2 separate regions of the Homo sapiens genome follow, and region 2 is linked to region 1. The links are chromatin loops, found by intact Hi-C in ENCODE. Cell type or tissue: IMR-90. All regions are shown on one strand. Links, peaks and the distances in the headings refer to the core of each region. The heading gives the core; the rest is flanking DNA. Region 1 holds the start of TRPC3 (transient receptor potential cation channel subfamily C member 3). Region 2 overlaps TRPC3 (transient receptor potential cation channel subfamily C member 3).

Region 1 (5,381 bases), core at 382-5,381:
CAGAGTATTAAAGGCCTCAAGGCTGGGTGGTGCAGTGGTTCATGCCTATAATCACAGCAACTTGGGAGGTAGAGGTAGGAGGATTGCTTGAGCTCAGGAGTTAGAGACCAGCCTGGGCAACATAGTGAGACCTCATCGATACAAAAAATTTTACAAGTAGTCAGTTATGGTAGTGTGTGCCTGTAGTCCCAGTTACTTGGGAGGCTAAGATTTGAGGATCACTTGAGCCTAGGAGTTTGAGTCTGCAATGAGCTATGATTGCACCAACTGCACTCCAGCCTAGGTGATAGAGTGAGACTCTGTCTCAAAAAAAAAAAAAAAAAAAGAATTAAAAAAATAAAGTCCTTAAGTCTAATGCCATGCTGTGCTGTTCTTAAAAATTAAACTATAACTGTAAAGAAAGCCGCCTCTTTCTTAATAACACTAGTCAGTCTGGACTCAAAGTCCAGACTCATGTCCCTAAGATTCAACAATCACTTGGAGAATCTGATTCCCTCCAGGGTTGGGAGGGAGGGAAGTCCTGCTTCCAGTCTAATGCCTGAGCCAACACACACGCTAAGCCAAGACTGGAACATTTATACAAGACCAGTGCCACAGAAACTAACATACAAAGTGTTTTAGGTAATCTGAGTTACAAGGCATTGTGGACTCATTTTTGGTTCCTTGATCATATAAAGGTGAGTATCAGAAGATCTATTATTGATTTGCCAGGGAAGCGTTAGAACATTACTTTACATCTCTGTGTACTAATTTCCTCATTTGGTAAGTGATGACAATGATTTAAAAAACTGCTTTAAAGAGGAGCGATTTAAGTGAATGAGTATAAACGACAGCATGAAGTAGTATATAAACACAAATTAACTACTTTTATTAAGACAATTTTTTGGCAGCACTTCCTCTAAAGAAAAACTAAACAGGATTTTTTTTCTAGAAATCTTTCTCTGTTAAAGATAACATTGCTGAAAAATCTAATGATTTTGTGCATGTATGCTAATACGTGCAAGGACTGATTCTTCTAACAGTAGAGTCATAAGTTTTTCTCTTGATCTTTCAGTTTTTGAAGAGTGTGCATCGATGTTATTTCTTGCTGCTTTTTCTCCCTGCCCTCTAAACAAAAGCTTTTTCCCTCAAAATCTAGCTTGGACTCCCTTTGTTTCTCTCTTCACACTCCTTTGAGTAATCTCATGTAGTCACACAACTGTGTAACAATTCCCATCAGACAGCTTTAAACTTGTATTTCCTTTTCCCTGCTTAACATCTCTATCAGAAATATTTGATCATTCACTATTCCTTTAAAAAGAAAAAAAAAAAAAACAAAAAGAGAACTATCTGAAAAATCAGATCCTCACCTTTGCTTTTTTCTTGTCAACAATGGCATCAACCATGTTGGTTATCTGGGTCAAAAATCACTAAATTGTCTCTGATCCTGCTTTCTCTTTAAAGCCATCATGGATAGTGAGTTGCAAAATTCCATAGATTCTAGCTGGTTTTTTTTTTTTTCCCTCAATTTCTCCCCTTTCCATTCCACCAACACTACACTATTACAGAGTCTAATCTCAGCCTGGACAGTTACAGTCATCTCCTAATTTGTCTCTTCACTTTCTATTAATTGCCACTTCAATCCAGAGTGGGTTTGCTCAAATTACTGCTACTTTAAAATAATCAGTGGCTCCCTAGTGCCTCATCCTGGCATATAGGATCCTCCGCACTAATGCCTCAAACCAACATGTCCAGCTAAATCTCACTGCTCCCCTATACATATCTATGTTCCAACCAAACTCAACTAATATTCCTTAAACATGCCTGGCATTTTGGGGAAAGAGAGGGCTTGAATTAAGTATTTACCTTGTCTCTGCTTCTTGTCCTATCTATCCTTCAAGGCCCATAAAGGTTTCCTTGATTTCCCCACAACTTAATGTTGTCCTTCTCTTCTTCGCACTTGACCCTTTATAACTCTTTGCGGTTTTTTTTTTGTTTTTTTGTTTTTGTTGTTGTTGTTTTTTTTTAAAACGGAACTGATTTTACTCTAATTTACAGCATAACTGCTCATGCCCAGTCTCATTCCCACCTCTCCCTCATGAGATTGTAAACTTCTTGAGTACAGGAAAGTTGTCATGCTTATCTTTGTGGCTTGCAGTACCTAGCCTACACTTTGCAAATATGCACGCTTGAGAAACGCTTGAATTGAGACTCATGAAAACTGCCTTCCAATATCTTTTTTGGAATTCATCACATATACTGAATAACTGAAACATTTTTAAAAAATGAGGCCGTCACTACAATGACATATTACTTGGTCCTAGGTTTGCAACCAATTGGGATGAAGGAAGTCTTGGTTTGAATCAGTGGTTCAATCAAGAGTTCTATCAACAGGTAAAAATAATCTTGTTAGTGATACAGCAGGTGACACTTTTCCTCCCAAGTCAGTCTATTTAAAATTTCCACATGGAATAGGGCAGCATGGAGCAGTGAAACCAGCAACAGAAGTACCCCGAGGAATTATCCTGGTAAAGGTGGGATTGTACCCTCAGCATCCTGCTCAATTTTAAATTCAGCTATGCTGTTCCGTCTCCTGAAATGACCCTGGGTATCCTTCTCGGAGTCCATCCTAGGGCTGTCGTGTTCACTTTTAAACAACAATAAATAAACACTGTTTATGAAACAGTGGCCGGATTCTCCTCAAAGGTGGAATAAACAGCTAATCTCTGTTACAGAGATCAAGCTAGTCTCCGATGTTACCAAGTGACAGGCCTGAAATAAACATGAAGAGCTTGCTGCCCTGCCTCTAGAAGAAACGTTTTTAATGTATATCTCCTTAAAAATGACTGGGTCTTCTTCTCGACCTCTACAAAATAAGTATACCACAACATTTACTTGCTGAATTACGTAAAGTTAGCAAACATATACAAAAGATGTTCTATTAGCAGTGAGACAGCAAGCCTACAATAGAATTTGCCCTAGGGTTTTGTGTAATTGACCTCAAATTTCGGAAGGCAAAGTGAATAATCTCTGCTCCGCCCTACTTTCTCAGATAAGAGTTCCGGTGTTTCATGTAGTCAGGATTTAAGGTTTTTAAAAAAGAAGAATTTTAAAAGGAATAAAAAAACAGCTACGTTATAAAAACCAATTTGGCAAAAGGAAAAATGGACAATGTTTTAAAACCTTAGGGAGACGGGGAAGTGAGCTGGTGGCGCTTTCATCCCAAAGGATATACCTTCCCTCCATTTCCTGGGCCGTTTCCATTCCACGCTTATCTTCAGCAATAACTGAACCACATCGGGATGCGTCGCTCATTTAAAATCAGAACTCTTCCCTATGGGATCTACTCCCAGCCACTGATTGTGTTCCTGTGTTCTACCGGCAGGTCCAGCCTGACCAGGCGCAGACTCTGCGCGCGCGGAGCAGCGCGCGATCCTGGGGATGCAGGGGTCATCCCGGAGGTCTCGGCCTCGGGCGGTGGGCCTCTCGCCGGCAGCAGGGGGCGCTGCAGAACCTCGGTCCCCATCCTGGAGAACCACCTCCCCGGCTCAGCCGGTCTGCGCCGCCCGCCACCATCCGACCCCAAGTTCTCTACCTAGTTCTGAGCGTTCTTCCTAAAAAAGACAGTAAACCCTGCGGCACTCCCAGTGTTACGTGACAGAAAAAATACAGAGCATCTCACCCTGTGAAACCGATCACCCTCTTTTTATCTTCTCTGCGTCTCGCACTGATTAAAAGCTGTCTCCAAGATTGGAAATTAAGAAAAGTTGCTCTTTCTCATGCATTAGCGCGCCGACCGCTCCTTCGTTTAGAAAGAGAGAGAGGGAAAGAAAGAAAGAGAAAAAGAGAGCCCGCGCGCCGGGGCGCGAGCCGCTGACCCTGCACCGCCTGGGAACCGCAGTCAAAGTTATCACTAAAGCGGTTCCCCGGCTGCCCGATGCCCACTCTCTCCCTCAGGGGACCCTATAGGGCTTCGGTTCCAGTTTTACCCCAAATGTGACTGAACCACAGAGAGACGAGGCGCCTGGGCAAACCTTCAACCCACACCCTGTATCGCACTGTCCCCTCCCTACTCCCCACTTCTCTGCCCCCGCCCCCGACGTCCCAGAGCGTCGGAGGGGACCCAAGTCCACGCTGGGACGCCCGGGAGGAGTTCAGGGTTCAAGTGCGCGCCTGGGTCTGTGCACATCTTCCCCTTCCTCGGCCTCCCTGGGTAAGCTCGGGACCCCGGGGTCCGTCTTCCAAGGGGTGCCCAGCCCTGGCAGCAGTCGTGCGAGCTCCTCGGCTCTAATACAGGGAGTGGCTGCTCGCCAGGATGCTTGTCTGAAGTCAGTGTGCCCGCCTGCGGGCTGTTCCGTGTGCTTGAGCCTGGACAGAGCCCCTGCCACGCACTCGGCAGCCCCTGTGTCCCTCCACCGCGCGGGACCGAGGGGGCGAGCCTCCGGCCGAGGTCTGTCCCCTCCAAATCACTCCAAATCGAACTGCCTGGCCGTACCATGTGGGTCTCGGAGGTCCCGGGCTCGACGTGGAGCCGCCCGGCGCGCGCCTTCCCGCCCCCCGCCCGGCACCGCCCTCCGAGGCGCGGGCCGCGGCCGGGCCCGGTACTCACAGGTCCGGCCCGTGGGAGAAGGGCGGCGGGCAGTAGCCGTGCGGCTCCCGCTGCGAGGGCGCCGAGCGCGGCTCCAGCCCCCCGTTGACGCCCCTCCAGCCCCGGCGGCGGCGCTGCGGCTCCGCGCCCTCGTCCTCGCCCTCGTCTTCCTCCTCCTCCGGCGCCGGGAAGGTCACCCTTGCTTGTTCTTTGCACTTCCTGACCTTGGTGGACATCGCGCCGGCTGCGGTCCGAGTGTGGGGGTGCCGGCTGCCGGCCTCCTCCGCCTTCGCGGCAGTGCAGTCTTCCCGCGGCGCCCCTTCACCACCTCCCGCGGCTTCCGGGGCCCCGGGCGGCCCAGGGCGGGAAGGCAGGAGCGGAGAGCGTCGCGGCCCGCGATCCAGCAGTTAGAGGCTAGCGCCGAAGCCGAGCTGCCGCCGCCCACCATCAAACCGTGGGAGCAGCTGCCGCGGCCGTGGCTGCGACGAGGAAGCCCGGGGCCGAGCGGGGCTCTGGTGCTGGGAGAGGCTCTCCAGCCCCGCGGCGGCGGCGATGCCTCCTCGGCGCCCGTCTCCTGTCTCCGACAGCATCACTTGCTAGGACAGCATCGTTACTCAGGGAGAAGGAGAGGGAGGGCGGGAGGGGGAAGAGGAGGGGGAGAATCAATTCCTTATCAGACAGAGCTGGAGAGGAAATCAGACAGACCGCAGGTGGGGAGTAAAGAAAGAGAAACTTCCCCTCCCCACTCTCTTTCTCTTCCAGAGGATCTAGGGCCCTTTTTGCATCTACAGAAACAAGTTTCCTAAGGAAGGGA
Region 2 (5,381 bases), core at 167-5,166, 49 kb before region 1:
TTGATGGGAATGTAAACTAGTACAACCATTATGTAGAACAGTATGGAGGATTTTCCAAGAACTACAAATAGAGCTACCATATGATCCAGCAACCCCACTACGGGAATTTATCTAAAGGAAAAGAAATCATTATATCAAAGAGACAACTGCACCCACATGTTTTATTGCAGCACTATTCACAATATTCAAAATATGAAATCAACCTAGGTGTCTAACAGCAGATGAATGTATAAAAAATGTAGTATATATACACAACGGAATGCAATTCAGCTATAAAAAAGATTGAAATCCCATCATTTGCAGCAACATGGATGGAACTGGAGGACATTATGTCAAGTGAAATAAGCCAGGAACATAAAGTTAAGCACCGCATGTTCTAACTCATAAACTCATATGTGGAAGCTAAAAAAAGTTGATCTCACAGAGGTAAAATGTAGGACGAAGGATACTAGAGACTGGGAAGGGTAAGGGGTAGGGAGGGATATGGAGAGATTTGTTAAAGGATACAAAATTACCGCTAGATAGGAGGAATAACTTCTAGTGTTCTACACCAGGAGTCCCCAACCCGCAGATGAAGGACTGGCATCTGTCCGTGGCCTGTCAGGAACCAGGCTGCACAGCAGGAAGTGACAGGCTGGCAAGCGAGCATTACCGCTTGAGCTCCACCTCCTGTCAGATTAGCAGCGGCATTAGATTCTCCTATTATTGTGAACCCTATTGTGAACTGCACATGTGACAGATCTAGGGTGTGCACTCCTTATGAGAATCTAATGCCTGAAGAGCCTGAAGATCTGAGGTGGAACACTTTCACCCTGAAACCATCATTCCACCCCATCTGTGAAAAAATTGTCTTCCACAAAACCGGTCCCTGGTGCCAAAAAGGTTGGGGACCACTGTTCTATACCACTATAGCATGACCATAGTTAACAATGATATATTAATATTATATAGTTTCATATAGCTAGAAGGAGGATACTGAATGTTACCAACACAAAGAAATGATAGATGTCTGAGATGATGGATATGCTAATTACCCTGATCTGATTCCTACATATGTATCAAAACATCACTATGTAGACAATGAGTAAGTATAATTATTTATCAATTAAAAATAAAGTTAGACAAAACCAATAAAACAAAAATAAACAAATATGTAAAATTTACAAAAATTTTCTTAAAAAAAAGACTTTGACAATCAGTGGGCTGAGCCATTTTGTGGTTTCCTGCTTCTAAAAAAATTGGATAAAAAATAGAACAATACGCAGTAACGGACATCACCAATATATTATAAATTCCTTGATCGTCACTTTTGTGAACTTATACACATTAGAAAGTCAAAGACTTGATGATCGAAATGATCAACGAGATGAAAAACAAAGGGCTATAACTTCCCCTGAGTTGGAGAATAGTGTTCAAATGTCACATCCAGTATCAAAATGCAAAAGATATTTTAAAGTAGCACTCATGAAACAGTATAGCCAAACAATCCATTTAAAAAATGGATCACCTGAAAGAAAAACCTAGAGAAAAAACAAGTTTTCCTGCCATGGGAGCATTATTCATTCTAACATACTCTGTCTTCTACTGCTTTCTCCAGTTTAAGTTATACATTATTTGGCAATTGTAGCAACACTTTGCTTTCAATATTGTGAGAGGAACTCTTAGTTAAAAAAATGAAGGACTTGGACTCTGATTTCTAAAGTCTCCTCCAACTAACATACTATTTTCTTTTATTTTTAATTTTTTTTTAAAAAATTTCACAGGTGTTGAATCATTTTCTTTGTTCTGAACTATCCTCATGGTATAATGGTATATCTCAAGAATATAACTCAACTCATGACACACACACAAACACACACGCAGACATATATGGAATCACATAGAGATCAAGAGATACGTCTAATGAATGCTTACCTGATAACGTGTTGGCTGATTGAGAATGCTGTTAAAACTGTGTGATTCAAAAACTCTTGAGTTAGACTGAGTGAAGAGGTTTAACTAGGAAAAAATACAATTAACCTAGTAAATTAGAATACATTCATTTGGAATAAAAAATATAATCCATTTATTCTCCTTGATAACATTTCTGGAGTCAACATTCCCAAGAAACATTTTGTGGAAGTTGAGCTTTGTAAGTGATGTAATATATTCCCAAAGGTTAAAATTACTGTGAGCAATATGCTCACATTTATCAAAATGTTGGCAGGATGTACTACTGTAATAGAACTATTTAATGGAAAATATATGTTAAAAATTGGCTCATAATAAACATAATTTTCCCTGGGGACCTTGTATACTTTATCAAAATGTACTCAAGGCATCTAGAAGGCCAAATTCCATAGAAGTTTGATCTGTTCCTGAGCCTAAGTTCCTCTTCTAGATTTGAATAGAAACATATTGCAGGTTCAGATGGCACCATTTGGTATTTTGCAGCCCTAAAATATTAGCCAAAATAACACATCTTCCAAAGCATCTTGGCCTTATGCTAAGCCAGGTTCACAATTTTGGAGAGAATTGGGCTAAAGAATTTTGGTTTCCTTTTCTTTTCTCTCTTTTTCTTTTTAAGGTTTAGCTTTTGAGTGGGTAGGAACAGGAAGCAAGAGGAACACACAGGTAATACCTAGTCTTCATGTATACGAGCAGGGCCTCTTATCTGTGGCCAAGCTCTGCCACTGTAAGGTGTGATTCAAACACATGGCCCTCTAGCCAAAGAGATGATTTACCTCACCACCTAACTTCCCACCATTATAACTCAGGAAGGTGTGGGATGCTAAGAGATAAGGAAGTGCCACTGATAGGCAAGGACCTTCATTTGTTCTCTTACAATTGTGCCTGGAGAAAACCTTAGCTAACAAAGTTAATTCTCCAATCGGCCACTGGAGGCCAGTATCTGATTGCTGACTGAGGTTAGCTGTCTAGGTTAGCTGGAAAGATTTCTTGAGGTTCCTTCCTCTCTTCTAAAAAAGAGAAATAGAAAAGTATAATTTCTCCAAATTTCTGCTGCATTCAATACATGAAGAGTATCTATGAATATGAGTAATATTAAAGAGATGTAAACAGCTATATGCAAAATTTTTAAAAATGAAATCAAAATTTTATTATTTATTGTGGCAGTTTTTAACCAGATATGGGAAGAGTGGGAAGTCGAGGAACAAGCCTCCTGAGAGATCAGTGTCCAACTTTCTATTTCCAGCATCTTCTCTGAGAAAAGCTATTCTTTCCTGTCAATGGTACGATACAGGCAGGAGAGGACAGCCTAAATGTAATGCTTCCTTCTTGTTCCTGTGAACAGGCTGTATTTTCTTTACAGTGGTCTAGGTAGCCACAAGCCTACTGCGTGTGCTCTTCTCAACCTGACGTTTAGTATTTTCCCTTCTACATTATGATAATATCAGGAATGAAGTCAGTGAGACCTGTTGCCTACAGAAAGAAAACTCAAGGTGTGTTCTGTGAAGTGCAAGAGTTGTGAGCTCCCACACTTGAGAGACTTTCTTTTTTGCAATAAAGCTTCAGTTAATAAATCCCCAGAAAAACAAAAGTCCCTCAAAGCAAAGTCAATTTCAGTAGCAGCAGGAGCTGCCCAGGATGACAACTAGAGCCTGGCTCCTTTAAGAGACCAGCTACCGCACAGCTGAAGGTACACCTCGCTGAGAGGAAGTGGGCCAGTAACCAAGGGTGGACTCAGGTGCTGAACATGAGGCATCCAGGTGCCGCAGAGAGAGCTAGGCATCTGATGCTAAAATACTTGAATTCTGCACCTACCCCACACTGGTCAGTTAATGTGACCTTGCATAAGCAAATTATCTGAATAGCTTCAATTGTCTTATCTATAAAATGGGAATAATGATAATACCTACCTCACAGCGTTGCATGAGGTTCAAATGTACAGGAAAGCACTTTGTAAACTGTGAATGAGGAAGGGCACTGATATTTGTTGAGGCTGGAATTTTGTAGATCTCATGTAATCCTCACAACAACTCTACAAAGTTAGACAATTGTCTACAATTCGTGGACAATTAAGGCTCAGAGTAGTGAAGTGATTTATCCATGTTCCTTGTTAATAAGCCCTAAGTGCCACAATTCAAATCCAGGTCTAATGTCGAAGCTCTCTTCTTTGTCTTATACTGCTTCTCACTACATACATGAGGTATTATTTTAAATCATGGGCTGTCACAACCAATCGCTGACTTGTAATTCAATAGCCTTAAGAGCCCATATCCAGGTCAAACAAAAAAAGATTTAAAAGGTCACTTTCTTAAAGAATACAATTCTTGAAGATTCACAACAATTTTAAAAAGCAATAAATTAAATTGCACTAATCTTAACTTTTTCGCCTAGTTTCAACGAGAAAAAATATCTACCTTCACTCAGGAAGGCCTATGCTTTATGGGGATAACATTGATATCTCGTGGGCTTTTAGGATGTTATAGCTACAGACCATTTTCATAATTTTAGAAAAAGTTATATTTTAACTCTACACATTTGTTCCTGTCTGCCTCATTCCCTATTATTTAGGTTCACTCACATCCTTCTATCTATACCATTCTATCTCTGAAAGTTAGTTCATGATAACAAAGTATGATCATGAAAATTATCTTCTTTGTTAAACTATGACTCAACTGAGATAACTCAAGGGTTTCTTGCTTATTTATAAAATGAGTATTTATGGTTATTTGAGGATGCTCTTGGGCCTGTATCTATTTTATGACACTAATGGAAAAAAGATTATTTAGTCAAATAAAAAGTTTCTACAAAAAAGGAGAATATGGTGGTGGTGAACTATACATAAACCAAGAAGGCTAGAAGTTTAAACTATTTAACTTCAGAATAACAGTTGAGAAGCATGGAACATACAAAAACAAAGTGTTTTCTAACAGTGACTTTTCTGGTTACTTTTAACAAGTTAAAGGCTTTTTTGTTTGTTTTTAATCTGGCAGTTTATATGATGTTCTGATCAAAAGCAGGGCCTCGACTCAGTGACTTCTTGAAACATCATGAAAATATTTAGTATTAGTCTGTGAAAGACTGTGGACTAGACAGTTACTTTTAACATCTTCTAAGTTCACACATAAAAATTATTGAACAAACATCAGAAGACAAGAAAAAAAAGACAGAACATTTATTTTAAGGTCTTGGTAAGTTTTCGATACCTACCCTGGACTTTGAGTTACCCATTCCCATTTCTATATCCTTCTGAAGCCTTCTCCTTCTGCATTTGGGAAAGTTAACAATTCGCATGATGAAATAAACAAATGATTTTGGACTAGGAACTAGACTGAAAGGTGGAGGTAATGTTTTTCCATCATCAAAATAGGATAACCAAAGTTTTGAACGAGCAAACTTCCATTCTACATCACTGTCATCCTGTGTCACAAAAATAG

Evidence for each region. Hi-C counts contacts between places; a loop is a spot of excess contacts. Peaks named below come from ENCODE experiments on the same cell type or tissue, not always from the same donor. Only the 100,000 strongest peaks of a DNase experiment are listed, where the experiment ranks them.
Region 2: a loop joins it to region 1, with 3 times the contacts of the local background. A loop is called at or near these places in 5 of 110 quality-filtered maps.

Annotation. Positions count from the first base shown.
Region 1 is chr4:121,946,878-121,952,258 of GRCh38, forward strand. TRPC3 (transient receptor potential cation channel subfamily C member 3) reads right to left here and starts at 5,183. Exons shown (of 12, transcript NM_001130698.2): 1 at 4,589-5,183. The coding sequence starts at 4,803. LOC102724158 (a long non-coding RNA gene) reads left to right here and starts at 4,105. Exons shown (of 3, transcript XR_427598.4): 1 at 4,105-4,192. RefSeq lists silencers at 3,394-3,503, 4,774-5,043. In IMR-90, for the core only: a CTCF peak has its summit at 3,481 (motif pointing right); a DNase peak (open chromatin) is centred at 3,514; H3K4me3 peaks cover 2,077 bases; H3K27ac peaks cover 1,373 bases.
Region 2 is chr4:121,897,698-121,903,078 of GRCh38, forward strand. It overlaps TRPC3 (transient receptor potential cation channel subfamily C member 3), which reads right to left. Exons shown (of 12, transcript NM_001130698.2): 9 at 5,155-5,364; 10 at 1,915-1,998. Among named protein-coding and RNA genes, the nearest start is that of BBS7-DT, 30 kb to the left of the region's middle. In IMR-90, for the core only: a CTCF peak has its summit at 2,888 (motif pointing right); a DNase peak (open chromatin) is centred at 2,904.